Linked DNA regions of Homo sapiens: regions 2, 3, 4 and 5 are each linked to region 1. The links are chromatin contacts, found by Hi-C or POLR2A ChIA-PET in ENCODE. All regions are on one chromosome and are shown on one strand. The core of a region is the stretch at or near the end of the contact, and the rest is flanking DNA. Distances in the headings are between cores, read along the strand shown.

What was found. A loop is a pair of places that touch in the nucleus more often than their neighbours do. ChIA-PET counts read pairs that join two places held with the same protein, here RNA polymerase II (POLR2A). Pooled maps may share reads with other maps.
Region 2: a map of CD4-positive, alpha-beta T cell shows a loop between it and region 1 (8-fold over the local background). The contact joins the promoter of TRA2B here to the promoter of MCCC1 in region 1. A Hi-C loop is called at or near these places in 2 of 168 maps with a recorded cell type or tissue (CD4-positive, alpha-beta T cell and naive thymus-derived CD4-positive, alpha-beta T cell) and 8 of 50 pooled maps.
Region 3: a map of CD8-positive, alpha-beta T cell shows a loop between it and region 1 (11-fold over the local background). The contact joins the promoter of SENP2 here to the promoter of MCCC1 in region 1. A Hi-C loop is called at or near these places in 2 of 168 maps with a recorded cell type or tissue (CD8-positive, alpha-beta T cell and naive thymus-derived CD4-positive, alpha-beta T cell) and 7 of 50 pooled maps. POLR2A ChIA-PET finds 5 or more read pairs at or near these places in 1 of 52 experiments (CD4-positive, alpha-beta T cell).
Region 4: a loop to region 1 is called in a map of CD8-positive, alpha-beta T cell, with 9 times the contacts of the local background. The contact joins the promoter of FXR1 here to the promoter of MCCC1 in region 1. A Hi-C loop is called at or near these places in 2 of 168 maps with a recorded cell type or tissue (CD8-positive, alpha-beta T cell and naive thymus-derived CD4-positive, alpha-beta T cell) and 8 of 50 pooled maps. POLR2A ChIA-PET finds 5 or more read pairs at or near these places in 1 of 52 experiments (T-cell).
Region 5: a loop to region 1 is called in a map of naive thymus-derived CD4-positive, alpha-beta T cell, with 9 times the contacts of the local background. The contact joins the promoter of DNAJC19 here to the promoter of MCCC1 in region 1. A Hi-C loop is called at or near these places in 1 of 168 maps with a recorded cell type or tissue (naive thymus-derived CD4-positive, alpha-beta T cell) and 10 of 50 pooled maps. POLR2A ChIA-PET finds 5 or more read pairs at or near these places in 1 of 52 experiments (Panc1).

What each region holds. Positions count from the first base shown.
Region 1 is chr3:183,098,210-183,100,822 of GRCh38, forward strand. MCCC1 (methylcrotonyl-CoA carboxylase subunit 1) reads right to left here and starts at 1,287. Exons shown (of 19, transcript NM_020166.5): 1 at 1,143-1,287. The coding sequence starts at 1,231. RefSeq lists an enhancer at 1,213-1,352.
Region 2 is chr3:185,936,728-185,939,340 of GRCh38, forward strand. TRA2B (transformer 2 beta homolog) reads right to left here and starts at 1,287. Exons shown (of 9, transcript NM_004593.3): 1 at 1,098-1,287. The coding sequence starts at 1,133. RefSeq lists enhancers at 509-718, 621-1,348, 759-1,218.
Region 3 is chr3:185,584,993-185,587,605 of GRCh38, forward strand. It overlaps SENP2 (SUMO specific peptidase 2), which reads left to right and starts at 1,303. Exons shown (of 17, transcript NM_021627.3): 1 at 1,303-1,522. The coding sequence starts at 1,422. RefSeq lists enhancers at 1-161, 162-780, 781-1,399, 893-942, 983-1,382.
Region 4 is chr3:180,911,367-180,913,979 of GRCh38, forward strand. It overlaps FXR1 (FMR1 autosomal homolog 1), which reads left to right and starts at 1,304. Exons shown (of 17, transcript NM_005087.4): 1 at 1,304-1,370. The coding sequence starts at 1,320. RefSeq lists enhancers at 295-950, 766-915, 1,486-1,575 and silencers at 935-1,229, 1,236-1,335.
Region 5 is chr3:180,988,457-180,991,069 of GRCh38, forward strand. DNAJC19 (DnaJ heat shock protein family (Hsp40) member C19) reads right to left here and starts at 1,280. Exons shown (of 6, transcript NM_145261.4): 1 at 1,144-1,280. The coding sequence starts at 1,146.

The DNA.
Region 1 (2,613 bases), core at 37-2,536:
TGAGCTACCGCGCCCCGCCAACTTCCAACAACTTTCTTATGTTTCTCTGGGGCACTCCTACAATTAAGTAACTAAAAAGGGCATCTACAATATTTCTGGAAAATAAAAGCAAGCAAACGTTCATATAAATGGTTGAGTTTGCATTTATAGACTGATCTTATGTACCAGATTGTGCTTAAACCTCATTCCATGAATTAATTCATTTAGTTTTCACAACCCAAGGTACTCGTATCATCTCCAAGGTGAGGAAATTAAAGAAGAAATATTAAGTAACTTACCCAAAGTCACACACCTAGTGAGTAGCTAACTAAGACCTCAGCCTTGACTGCAGAGTCTGTGCCCTTGAACACTAAACTGTCAATCTTTCCAGAATGATGAAGGATGATAACGATGAAGCAAAAGAAGACAAAGAAGCAAAGCTATCTACAAGCCTGAGGGTTTTTTCACTGCCAGAGTTATTGCCACCAAAGCTTAGAGCTCAAAATTTGAAACAGAGCTGGAGTCAGGTGAGCTAGACTGAGTCATCTGATAGCGTTGTTCAAACTTGGGTACAAGAGTTTTTGACAAAATAATTTCCCAGCTCTGTGGAAGGTACATTTGCTCTTCTTGACAACTTCACTCTTCTAACAATGAGAAGGAACTCCAGGAGTCTTTCTCTGAACTGGACACCTGATGGGGCACAGCTGAACTGAAAAATGGCTTTGAGGGCATCCCGGCCCCATTTCTTACTAGCTGTGTTTCGTTGAGGAAGTCGTTGATCCCTTTGGGCTTCCCCGGAACCGGATTATAACAACGCTCCCACCTAAGGGGTGCTGCGAAAGCCCGATGTAAACGGCTACGAGCTGCAGCGACGGCGAGGGGAGCCTGGAGGATGGCGGGCCCAGTCCTCAGAAATGGAAAAACAGAAGCCAAAGGCGCGCTGAAGCGTGGATGTGCGGAAGCGGGGAGAAAGGGAAGGGCTGGTGGGGATGTCTTCCTCCCGACGCCGTGACTGCCGGCAGAACCCCTCCGAAAGTGCCTGGGGTTTTCCTACCGTCCTCCCCACACCGACCCTGGGTTCCGCCGCACCTCCCACCGCTCACGCGGGTCCGTGCACCCCTCGCTCCCGCCTCTGCCCACTGAGCCATGGCCCCTCCACCCACCTCGGCGGCAGGAGCAGGCTCGGGAGACGATGCCACCGGTTCCTCTCCGCCGCCACCAGCAGCACCGACACCGCAGAGGCCGCCGCCATGTCCCTGGAGCCCGGCCACTCCGTGACTCCCCAGTACAGAGGCAGCTGCGTCCCACACGCCAAACCCGTTCCTCCACTACGAAGCCTCGTGACCCCCGCCGGCCACCGTCGGAGCCTGAGCCTACCTTTGGGCTGATCCAAGAATGTGAGGGCGTCTCCACGAACACCAATCAAAGACCAGAGCCCGGCTTCAGTAGCGACGATTGGGCAGTCTGGCCACGTGCTCGTGGGGGTGTGGCCTTTGTTTCTGCGTCCCCTGGGGCCTGCTCTGACTAAGGCAAGGGTTTTCTCCATCCTCCCCCTCTTGGTTGCCTGTCACTGTTTCTTCCTGCATCCCGTGGGGTTTCTTCGCTCTCGTCACCTTCTGGGAGAAGAACCCTGGGGAAGAAGCCAAATGCGGATGGACAGCAGGATACACAATTCTCTAGTGCTCTCAGGGATGAAAAAATAAATAAGCTAAAGTGAAAATCTTTAAACCACCTGAGCTTAAAACAGGTATTCTAACTGACTATTGGGAAAAAGAGGAAGTCAAAGAGCAAACTGAGGAACATCTAGAGAATAAAGAAACTGTAAACACTACATGTAGATGCTTCATGAGGAAAGCAGGAGGGAGAAATTAGGGAAGATAAAGGAATAAATAAATGAATTCAGGAAACCAGTGTCAAAGGACTAATAAACCCACAGGTTCACAAAAAATAAAATAGTTATCTAATCAGAAATAGAGAAAAATGCACATTTGACATGATTTAAAAAACAAGCAGGGGAAAATCACAGACACAGGAAACAAATTATAGATTTGTAAGATGCTAATTTTGCTTAACTTCAAGTGAACTTAAAACTCTGGATGAAATGGATGATGTTACAAGAAAATACAATTTATCAAAATAGATCCTGGAAGAGACAAAATTTAAGCAAACCGTTACCACAGAAAAAATAGAGAAGTTTATCAAAGAACTATCCTTGCTACCACCATGGCCCACTTTCACCTTCACCTTCACCCCTAAAAGTTACAAAAGCCCTCCATGTCTTGCAAGAAAATTCCACACAAATGAGTAATTGACTCAAATGCTATTAATTCTGTCCCAGAGCACAAAAAAGATGGAAGTCTTCCAAACTCTTTTTAAAAAGTAAACATAACTTTGATACCAAAATCAACAAAGATATCACGCACACACACACGACAGACCAATTTCACATGTAAGTATCAGTGGAAAAATTCTAAATAAAATATTAACTACGCTGGGTGCTGTGGCTCATGTCTTGTAACCCCCCATTGAGATGTGACAGCGTGCTGGCAGTCCTCAGAACCCTCGCTTGCTCTCGGCACCTCCCCTGCCTGGGCTCCCACTTTGGTGGCATTTGAGGAGCCCTTCAGTCCCCCA
Region 2 (2,613 bases), core at 37-2,536, 2.8 Mb after region 1:
TTCTATGGTGCTTTTCTATCACCCTTCTAACAGATTCCTCTTAATTCTAGCAAGCCTCGTATGTTCGCATCATTCAATGCTTTCCGAATCCAATACCCAGAGCCCCACAGACCAGCTACGTATGCTGTTTAAACCCTAGAACTGTCTTGTTCCCGCAATTCAATCAACCCTCACTGAACACCTTTAAGAGGTGGAAACTTAAGGGAAAGAAAACTGTAGCCAACACACGCTGTGGTTCTAAGTATTAGAACGCCTCAAAACAAAGGAAATAACGGCGCCGTAAATGGTTGCCCGCCAATTTCTCCTTCACAATCCCGTGGAAATGCGATGTCCACAAAATCATCTTAACGACTTTGTGGTCTGTCCTAATAGAATACTGATACAGATTTTTGCCTGGGAAGCCCTTTCGGCATCAGAGAAAAGCGCTTCATTTAGGCCAAACACAAAGCCCTCACGCAATCCCCTCCACCTAACGGGCCCAGAACTTAGTCGGCCTTGGATTAGTTTCCATCTTAAGAGGCCCCAAAGACATCCCAGACTCCGTCCTTTCCGTGGAGGCAAAGACGGTCCTTCGTTAACCTAAACACCGGCCCAAAGACCCAAAAGAACGTCGTCTGTCCCCTTGCACCCCACCACGCGGCCTTACGAAGCGCGGCCCGCTGCGGGTCGGGTCCGCGTTGCCGCGCGGCTTCTCCGCCATTTTGTGCCTCTGGCAGCTCGCCCAGCCCGCCAGCCCAAGATGGCTGCGGCGGACCTTCGCAGGAGAGCAACGCCGAAATAAGATATCGCTCCCCTCCCCCAACACCGCGGGGACGCAGCGGCCATTTTCATCTTCCCCCTCTTATAACGGGAAAAACGGCCGTCTCGGGCAGAAGCCACATAAACCCGCCGGGGGCCTCCCTCCTTCACGACCAAAGGCACTAAGGCACTATCCACAAAGGCTTTTTTTGGTTAAATGCTGTCTCCCTTGCCTGCCCTCCCGGCTTCAGACTTCGGAGCCTAAAACGCCCCTGCCTCCTGGCCCGAGGCCGACGGGCCTAGAAAAAGATGCAAGGAGCTAGGACCACACAGCCACCCCCTACCGCAGCTCTACGTACCCGCTCGCCGTAGTTCTGCTCGCCGCTGTCGCTCATGACTCCTGGCTGCTGTCGCCGGTCGATGTGCTTCAATCGAAGCTGCCAACCTCTTGCACCTTCCTTAAGGAGGCTCCGCCGCAGCCCCGCACGACGCGCCGGTCGCCCAGCCGCTCAGAGCCGAAATGCTCCGCACCGCCTCCGCACGGGCTCTAACTCTACCGGATGTGACGCGGCGCTCCTTAGCCAGGCTCCTCCCCTCCCAGAAACGCGCGCTTTCTTGGCCTCGCCCCTCCTCGCTCTGCCTTTCCTCTCCAGCTGCAGCGCGTCCCGCACAGGAAGTGACGTGACCCCGCCCCTCGCAGGGCCCCACCCCCATTCACGAGCCTCTATGAGGCGGGAAAGCTAGCGTGTCGTTTGGCTGCTGTAGTGGGCGCCACGGAGCCACAGTGATGTCACCAGCCACTTCTGAATCCCTTCTAGAACTTTCCAGGGAACCTGCCGAGTGTGCAGGGAGGAAGGAGATGCTGTTTCCCCCAATCTCAATTCCTTTCTCCGCCTTATTAGTTTCTTGTTTTGTGTCTTTCCTTTGTTAGAGAAGTGAATGTTCGTACATTGGGTTCTTACTTAATTTTGTCTTACTTGTAGATATTTCCTTCCTGAATACGTCTTCATTTAAAAAAGGTCAGATCGGGCTGGGCGCGCTGGCTCACGCTGTAATCCTAGCACTTTGGGAGGCCGAGACGGGTGGATCACGAGGTCAGGAGATCGAAACCATTCTGGCTAACCCAGTGAAACTCCGTCTCTACTAAAAATACAAAAAAATTAGCCAGGCGCGGTGGCGGGCGCCTGTAGTCCCAGCTACTTGGGAGGCTGAGGCAGGAGAATGGCGTGAACCCAGGAGGCGGAGCTTGCAGTGAGCCGAGATCGCGCCACTGCACTCCAGCCTGGGCAATAGAGCGAGATTCCGTCTCAAAAAAAAAAAAAAAAAAAAAAAAAGGTCAGATCGGCTGGGTGCGGTGGCTCACGCCTGTAATCCCAGCACTTTGAGAGGCCGAGGCAGGCGGATCACATGGTCAGGAGTTCGAGACCAGCCTGGCCAACATGGTGAAACCCAGTCTTTACTAAAAATACAAAAAAATTAGCCGGGAGTGGTGATGCATGCCTGTAATCCCAGCCACTCGGGAGGCTGAGGCAGGAGAATCGCTTGAACCCGGGAGGCGGAGGTTGCAGTGAGCCGAGATCGGACCGCTGCACTCCAGCCTGGGCGACAGAGCGAGACTCTGTCTAAAAAATAAATAAATAAAAATAAAAAAGGTCGGACCTTAATACACAGGAATCAGACACAATCTCTATTCTAAAGTTACAAAGTAATGTGCTAGAACCGTTAAACACAATTAGAAAAAATGATTGTAAGTGCCAGAGGCATGTATAACTACAGGGGTGTCACAAGGAGGGAAGATTAATTCTGCCATTTCGTAAGAGAATATAGTTGGATTATAGTGAGAAGAGCCCAAGACCAAGTCGGATACTTTCTTTC
Region 3 (2,613 bases), core at 53-2,552, 2.5 Mb after region 1:
AAACCTTTGAGGATTCTTAGGATTGTTTGGAAGAGGGGACTGGATTTTCTATCACTAAATAGGGTGGGATTTGTTTTACAGTTGATAATTTTTTGATGGGGTGCGTCAGGGTCCCACTCTGTCACCCTGGCTGGAGTGCAGTGGCGTGATCACGACTCACTGCAGTCTCAACCTCCTGGGCTCAAGTGATCGTCTCACCTCAGCCTACCAAGTAGTTGGGACTACAGGTGCGTGCCACCACACCCGGCTAATTTTTGTATTTTTTGTAAAGATGGGGTTTTACTATGTTGCACAGACTGGTCTCAAACTCCTGGGCTCAAGCTATCTGCCCACCTCAGCCTCCCAAAGTGCTGGGATTAAAGGCAGGAGCCACCGCGCCCGGCCTATAGTTGACAATTAACTAGAAGTGTGACATTGGAATTATAGAGGGAGAGTAACGAGACTCATTACTTACTAGCCCAGGGTAGGAGACATTAGTGGGCCGCAGGTTTCATCCTTAAATTTCTGTGAAGCCTTTCTTGAGGACATCTGCCCTTTCCTTCTCTCCCTCAGTGTGTGGTTTTCCTTTCTCTGGCTCCCACTGCACTCTGCACATACCTTTATCACAGCAACCACTTACGGTGTATTGTAATTTGTAATTATCTATGTACATGTCTCCAAGTAGACTGACCTCAAGGGCGAGGGACTGGCGCTGGTACTCAGACCCCGGGTTCAAGTTCCAGCCACGTCTCTAGCTAGTTTTGTGATCTTAGACAAATAACTTAATCGCTCTATGCCTCAATTTCCTTGACTTATAAAACTGGCTTAAGACTCTCTGTCACACGCCATTGCTGGGCATATTAAGGTGACAATGCGTGAAAAGTACGAGGCAAAAGGTAAGTGCAAAATAAAGGGCGCCTAAAACGGTAAACGTGTGTTAATTAACCTGATCTACCTTTACATGTGCATTCAGCAAACACTGAGCACCTAATGTCCTCTGGGACCCCGGAACGCCTCCTCCGGAGTGGAGCAGCCTCACATGTGGCCTGTGGGCCTTGTCCCACGGGCCGGCTCCGGATTGGCTCCGCCGAAGAGAAAACCCTGCCGACAGCCCTTCCGATCTCGTCAGCGATTGGGCCGGGACCGTCCCACAATTACTCTTGTTGCTGGGCTCGGAAATAGGGAGCGGTGCTAGGTTGCGCGTGCGCAGATTGAGAATGGAGCTTTCCGGTCGGGCGGGAGGAGGTGACGTCAGGAGTGGTGGCGGGCGGGGGCCTCTGGTAGCCCTGGGGACGCTGTATCTGTGGGCTCTTGAATCGCGTCACAAATCAGCGACCGAACTCTGGCGGTGGTGGTTAAGACGGCGAAGGCGGCAGCGGCGGCGACAGCTCTGGGGTTTGCGTCTCGGGGTGTGTCGGCCGCCGCTGCTGCTTGGGCCTGGTATGTACAGATGGCTGGTTAGGATTCTCGGCACCATTTTCCGTTTCTGCGACCGGTCGGTGCCCCCTGCCCGGGCCCTCCTGAAGAGGCGGCGCTCAGACAGGTGAGACGAGAGGGGGCTGAGCGCCAGCCTGGCCTTACCCCCTCCCCCACAGCGGGCTCCTCGGCCGTGATAGCTTTGATTCAGCCAGGCTCACCCGAAACAGGTCGCCGGGATCCTAGTGACGTAGTCGCTCCCGCCAGGCTGTAGGGAGGCAGCTCCTGATGAAGGAGGAGCTGGTCGTCTTCGTAGCGGCCGGTGATGGCAGGGTCTTTGACATTCTTGTCAGAGGCCAAGCTGGTTGCTGATAACAAATGGGGCTTTGCCGCTCTTAGGCTGAACACTAACATTGAAGGAATACTGTCTTTGTTGTGGCTCACTGTTTACAAAGCACCCTCGCAAGTGTCATCTGCAGACATTAAGTGCAGTTGAAGTGAGATTCATAGCTTGCCCAAAGCCGTTTTGACTGCAAGTACTGTCCTTGCAGCAAGAAACAGCACCTGTTTTGTTCCAAAACAGCTGTCAAACAGTCTGTGTGTTTGGGGCCAGAAGGGTTTTGTGCTTTAGAATTAGTGAATGAGTAAAAAGGCTTAGGTGCCTCACTCCTTTAAAACAATCACTAGTCTGTACTCTTAAATTCGGTTAAAATTTGGGGGAAACGCAAAGCTATTCTTTTCTTTTTTTCTTTTTCTTTTGGTTGAGACGGAGTCTTGCTCTGTCGCCCAGGCTGGAGTGCAGTGGTGCGATCTCGGCTTACCGCAACCTCCGCCTCCTGGGTTCAAGCGATTCCCCTGCCTCAGCCTCCCAAGTAGCTGGGATTGCAGGTGTGCACCACCACGCCTGGCTAATTTTTGTGTTTTTAGTAGAGATGGGGTTTCACTATATTGGCTAGGCTGGCCTTGAACTCCTGACCTCAAGTGATCCGCCCACCCCAGCCTTTGGAAGTGCTGGGACTGCAGGCATGAGCCACTGCACTCAGCCCCAAAAGCTATTCTTATTTAGCATCTACTCTTTGGAGTGTCCCATTTTATTGTATCGACCTCCTTACCTAAAAATCTGGAAAATAAAATACTATACAAATTCTATGCCCCCTCTTCAACTTTAGTGATCAAGTGTTAATTTTTTTTTTTTTTGAGAAGGAGTCTCGCTCTGTC
Region 4 (2,613 bases), core at 54-2,553, 2.2 Mb before region 1:
AATAATAAATAAAATAAAATAAAATAAAATAAATATTGTAGTCCTAGCTACTCGGGAGGCTGAGGTGGCAGCATCACCTGAGCCTGGGAAGTCCAGGCTGCCACGTAATCACGCCACTGCACTCCATCTTGGGTAACAGAGTGAGACCCTGTCTCTAAATAAATAAATAAATAGAATATCCTGTACATAACAACAGTGAGCACTTTCACAGCCCTCATTTTTTCCCAGAATCTTCAGAGATGCAGACGTGCTCATAAAATGTTGTGTACATTTTATTTTTTTAGAATCTGAAAAACTGGGTCAGTGGGCGTTTCATGGGAAGTATAGAATGTTAGCAAAGTATCCTTTCTTAAGTTTTTCTGCGAAAACGGTAATAATGTAAGTATAACAAGGAGCACTTATAGTATTATTTTCCAAAGCCCTTGCTTAGGGAAGGAGCTTCAGTATTAAGTTGTTAAAATCCATACCCAAAGTATTTGTTATGCTTACAAAACTGGAGATGGTTCTGCTTTGATCCTATTTGCGGAAATTTGCATGCATTTAACAGAGGAAAACGTGGTCTCCTGCTCTATTAAGTTTGTCTGACTACTTTTAATAAGGCGAATTCACCTAAACTCTGTTCTAGGGTGTGAACACAATTACTTGCCCTGAAAATACTCAGTTTGACTTTTAAAGAGCTAAAGTGGTAACAGGTGGGGAGAGGGCTAGGCCAAATTGTTTGAGGGGGTGTGGAACTGTGGAATTTGAGTGAAGAGAAGGCCCAACTTTTTTTAAAAAAAGAGCGGGGCGAAATAACTTGGGGCACAACAGTATGTCTATTTTGTAGGCATCCCTCTTCCCCAGGGCAACTGGAGCCCAAAAAGTGGGTGAGAAAGCCATTCCAGGGCAGCCAGCACTTCCAGAAGTTTAAGGTCAGGATGCCGGAGCTCAGGGGAATGCCGATGCGCCGGGCAGGCTGTGCCTGGGCAGTTCATTCTGTGGCAGCTGGAGGCACTACTCGGCCGCCGCGGTGCGAACTGCGGGCACTGTGGGGCGGAGACCTAGGGGCGGGTCAACAAAGGTCGGGCGATTGTGTCTGGAGGCAAATCCGACGTAGACGGCGGCAGGCGGAGCCCAAAGCCGGTGATGCAGGGTGCGCAGGGATCCCACCTGGAGAGTCGGGGCGGCACGTTGAGACCCCAGGGGTGAAGGGCGGGGGATCCCAATCCCAGCCCTGTTTTCCCCTCCCCTTTCCCCGCCTCCTTCTCGCCCCTCCCCCCTCCTCCCCTCTGGTTGGAAAGTTTCTAGAATCTCTTCCCAGCGGCCTTTGCGGTTCCAACATGGCGGAGCTGACGGTGGAGGTTCGCGGCTCTAACGGGGCTTTCTACAAGGTACTGACCGTTTTGCCACTTTGTCGAGTGTTCTGGGTGCTGGAGCGCGTTTGAGGGAGGGTTGGTGGTCCCAGAGAGTGAGGTTTGGGGTCGGAAAGGCAGCCAGGCCAAAGCTCGAGGCCGCTGGATTCCTTGCTTCTCCCCCCTCCACCCGCGGTTTAACGGTCTCGGGGGCCGGGGCTCCGTTATGTTTTGAAACAACACGTCGGACACCTCTTGCATTTTCCTAGTTATGAACCCTCTTGGTTGCTAGTGCGGTTCTTGGCGGGCCGGTGGGAAGCAACTGAGTGGCTGCTGGGCGGCGGGAGCTCCTTCGGAGCAGGCCCGAGCTCTGGGAGGTGGGGGAGTCGTGAAAGGAGGCGGTGGGATTGTGTGGTCTCACCCGCTCCCCCGCCCCTCGAACTGGGCCGGGCGGGAGCTCCTCAGCCCGCTCCTCCGACCCCTCCCCACCCCTTGGGGCGGGTGTATCGCGGAATCTTTGGAATTCACCCTTGTATTTGAGTTTTGGGCCAACAAATCTTTAGTGTCTGAGGAGAATGGGGGTACCGGATTGAGGGTTAGGATCAAATACAGAAAAGCAGAAAACCTTGAATTGTGGCGGGTTGGAATATTTTTGCGGCCTGGGAAATTGGGCGGCGCCTTAGCCCCTCTATTACGGAAGAAAAGGAGAGTTGTGAGCTTTAAAGTAAGATTTAAAATGCGAAATGGATCAGGGAGATAGGTGGAGAGGTGACTAATTTCTTTATATCACTGCCCCTGTTTTTGGAGGGAGGTTTTGTTTTGTTTTGTTTTTTCTCCCACGAGGTTTTTTGTTTGTTTGCTTGGGAGGAAGGACATCCATTACTATGGAATCGGGGCTGAAAAACGTAAGAGGAATAGAGTAGAGGAATTTGGTGGGGCATTCAGCGTTCACATATCTGAAAATGAAATCCTAATAGTTTATTTTTTGCCACTATAGCGTTCTTTTCTCCTTATTTTCCCGAAATACGCCAGGTTGTTAGAAGATCAATACAGAATCTCCCCAGCTGTTGTCTGTCAGTCAATCTCACTAAGCCAGCATCTCAAATGTTTGAGAGTCTTGGCTATTTTTATGAAGGGCCTTCTTCTAATACATGAGTATTGTGCGTATGCAAAGTGAATTCTCACAGGTTTTCATTTCAGCGTACCTTTTATCCTATGGGTTTTTATTTTATTTGGCCACGATTTTCTATTTTCAGCATTTTGATTTTCTTTTCTTAGTTTA
Region 5 (2,613 bases), core at 30-2,529, 2.1 Mb before region 1:
CTAAGATTATAGGCATAAGCCACCATGCCTGGCAGAGAAACAACTTTTAAGGCGGAAATATTCTGTCCAGTAATCTTTAAAACTACTGCATCTGTTATGCTGAATGCATTAAAGTTACAGGATTCATCATATGGGAAAGAGGGCAAGTTCGACTTGCTTATTTATCTTTACAATAGTGAAAAAGATGATTCCCTCCCTTTGAAAACTTCTTTCATCACCAGACAAATTAAGTCACATTAAAGTTCAATCAAAAGTAGTGGAAATAGGCCAGGCGCGGTGGCTCACGCCTGTAATTCCAGCATTTTGGGAGGCGAGGCGGGCGTATCACTAGGTCGGGAGATCGAGACCATCCTGGCTACCATGGTGAAACCCCGTCTCTACTAAAAATACAAAAAAAAAAAAAATTAGCTGGGCGTGGTGGTGGGCGCCTGTAATCCCAGCTACTTGGGAGGCTGAGGCAGGAGAATGGCGAACCCGGGAGGCGGAGCTTGTAGTGAGCCAAGATTGTGCCACTGCACTCCAGCCTAGGCGACCGAGCAAGACTCTGTCTCAAAAAAAAAAAAAAAAATGTGGAAATAAGGTTTCTGCTACAGAAGGAAAAACTGTTTACAGACGGCTCCTGTAAAATTCTAACAACGCATTTTCGAGGCTAAACGTGGGCTAAACTAGGAGACTAATACCTTTGGCACTGCCCTGTTGTTTCCTAACAAGACAGGCCCAAATATGTTCAGGAAGCATGGAGAAGACATCTGTCAGCAAAAGCCAAAGAGAAGGACATAGCAAAGTGGAGCTAGTGCTGTGAAGATGTGTTAGGGCAAGGGCACTTATAATCAAATACGTTTCCACTAATCTCCGAGTCCATGACAGCCTCTGACCTTACAGGAGTTCCAGGCAAGCAACACCTGCAGAGCCCGTGCGGACAAGAAGCTGGAGAACCGTGCAGAAAGACGATGTAAAAACACAAACCCCCAAGAGAGCGAGCCAACAGGGTTGTGTCCTGGTGAGTGTGACTCCCCAATAACCGAAACCTCCCGCCCGCAGTCGCACTAAGGAGCACAACTTCAACTCCACACCTCCGAGGCGGGGAGCTGAGGTTGAGGCCTGGGCCGGAGGTCGCCAAGAAGACCGGAAGGCCGCACTCACCATGGCTCCGGCTGGGCTCCCTTGCTTCCACCGGGAGCACGGCTCATCCCAGCTCAGAGGCCGCGGCCAACACCTGCACGCCTTTACCAGAGAGCGACGCAACCCCCAACCTCAAGCACAGGCGCCCTACGCAACACGGCAGGAGCAGCCGCAAACTAGGCCGGAAAACTGTCGTAAAAGGGGACGCGGAGGAGAAGGAAAGTCGCTCAAGCAGTGGACAGAGCGGAGAAAGCGACTTCGGGTTGGTTGAAGGGTGGGCGGATCTCTTTATTTCTGGGTGTAGGGGTGGGGCTTCTCTGTGTTTTCTGTCCTTTGCTCCTGGGCGGTGGGTATTTGGAAATTCTTGCAGGGAAGGGCATGGGCAGCCTTACTCAGACCGATTTTTTCCCCCTACATCTTAGCACCTCGTTTTGCCTTTATTTTATGTTAATAATTGTCAAGGGTAATGAATGTAGTTAAACATGCTGTGACATTTCCACCACGAACCCAAACAAATATGTTGTAACCCAGTGTAGGAAACGAGATGCCCAGAAAAACAAATGAAACCAACCACACTGTGTTTCAGGGATTGCTCGGTAGCATTTTTTAATGTAAAAGAACTTCATTTAAGGATGTGACTTGACAAGACTTTGTGAATATTTGGGTTTTCGTTTTGTAGAATGGGATTAAAGACAGTTCATATTCTGAACATGGAATGTCAAGATCCTACAACTGAAAAGGGCTATTTAAAAGTTTTCCTCCTCACCCAAAATAAAAAGTAGGGCTGGATTTTGCCCTTACGTGGACATCAGTTTCATACATCCCTACATAAATGCTTGAGAAGAAAAAAATAATGGAGACAATAATGGAATTTTACAATGCAACGTTTGCATGATCAAAATAAGTTTGGAGTTACTTCCCACTCAGAATTTACAGTGTTAAATATCCGTTTACATTGCAATGCAATTCTGCTTTGATGAGTTTGTTAGTTATTAAACAAATATGCAAAATTTTTGGGTTTGTTTTCCTCATCTGTAAAAGCAGTTTGCATTTGATAATCCAAGAGCTCTTCTAGCGCTAAGGTTTTTGTGATGTAATTTATTGTCAACACATGATTTAAGGTGACATCCAGCACTAAGACACTAGCATTAAGTTTATAACTTCCTCTTTTGCCTCTCTTTTATCTGGTTTTTACCCAACAATTACAAAATAAATAATCAAGTGAGGCATAAGACCTTGGGACCAAATTGGCATCAACAAGCTAGAATGCTATCTGGAAAAATTTATTATGCATATTTTTGGTATGTACAAACTGTGTAATGCAGTTTCTGGAGGAATAGATTTACAGTAGACTCTAATTAGCTTTGAGACTTTACAAAACCCAGACTCAGGAAATTGGGAGTAGCAACACAGCAAGACATTTTGTTGAGCTGGAGATAGCTCTTTTTTTGGTGGCAGATCAAACTGGAGGTAACCTGGCTCTGTCACTTA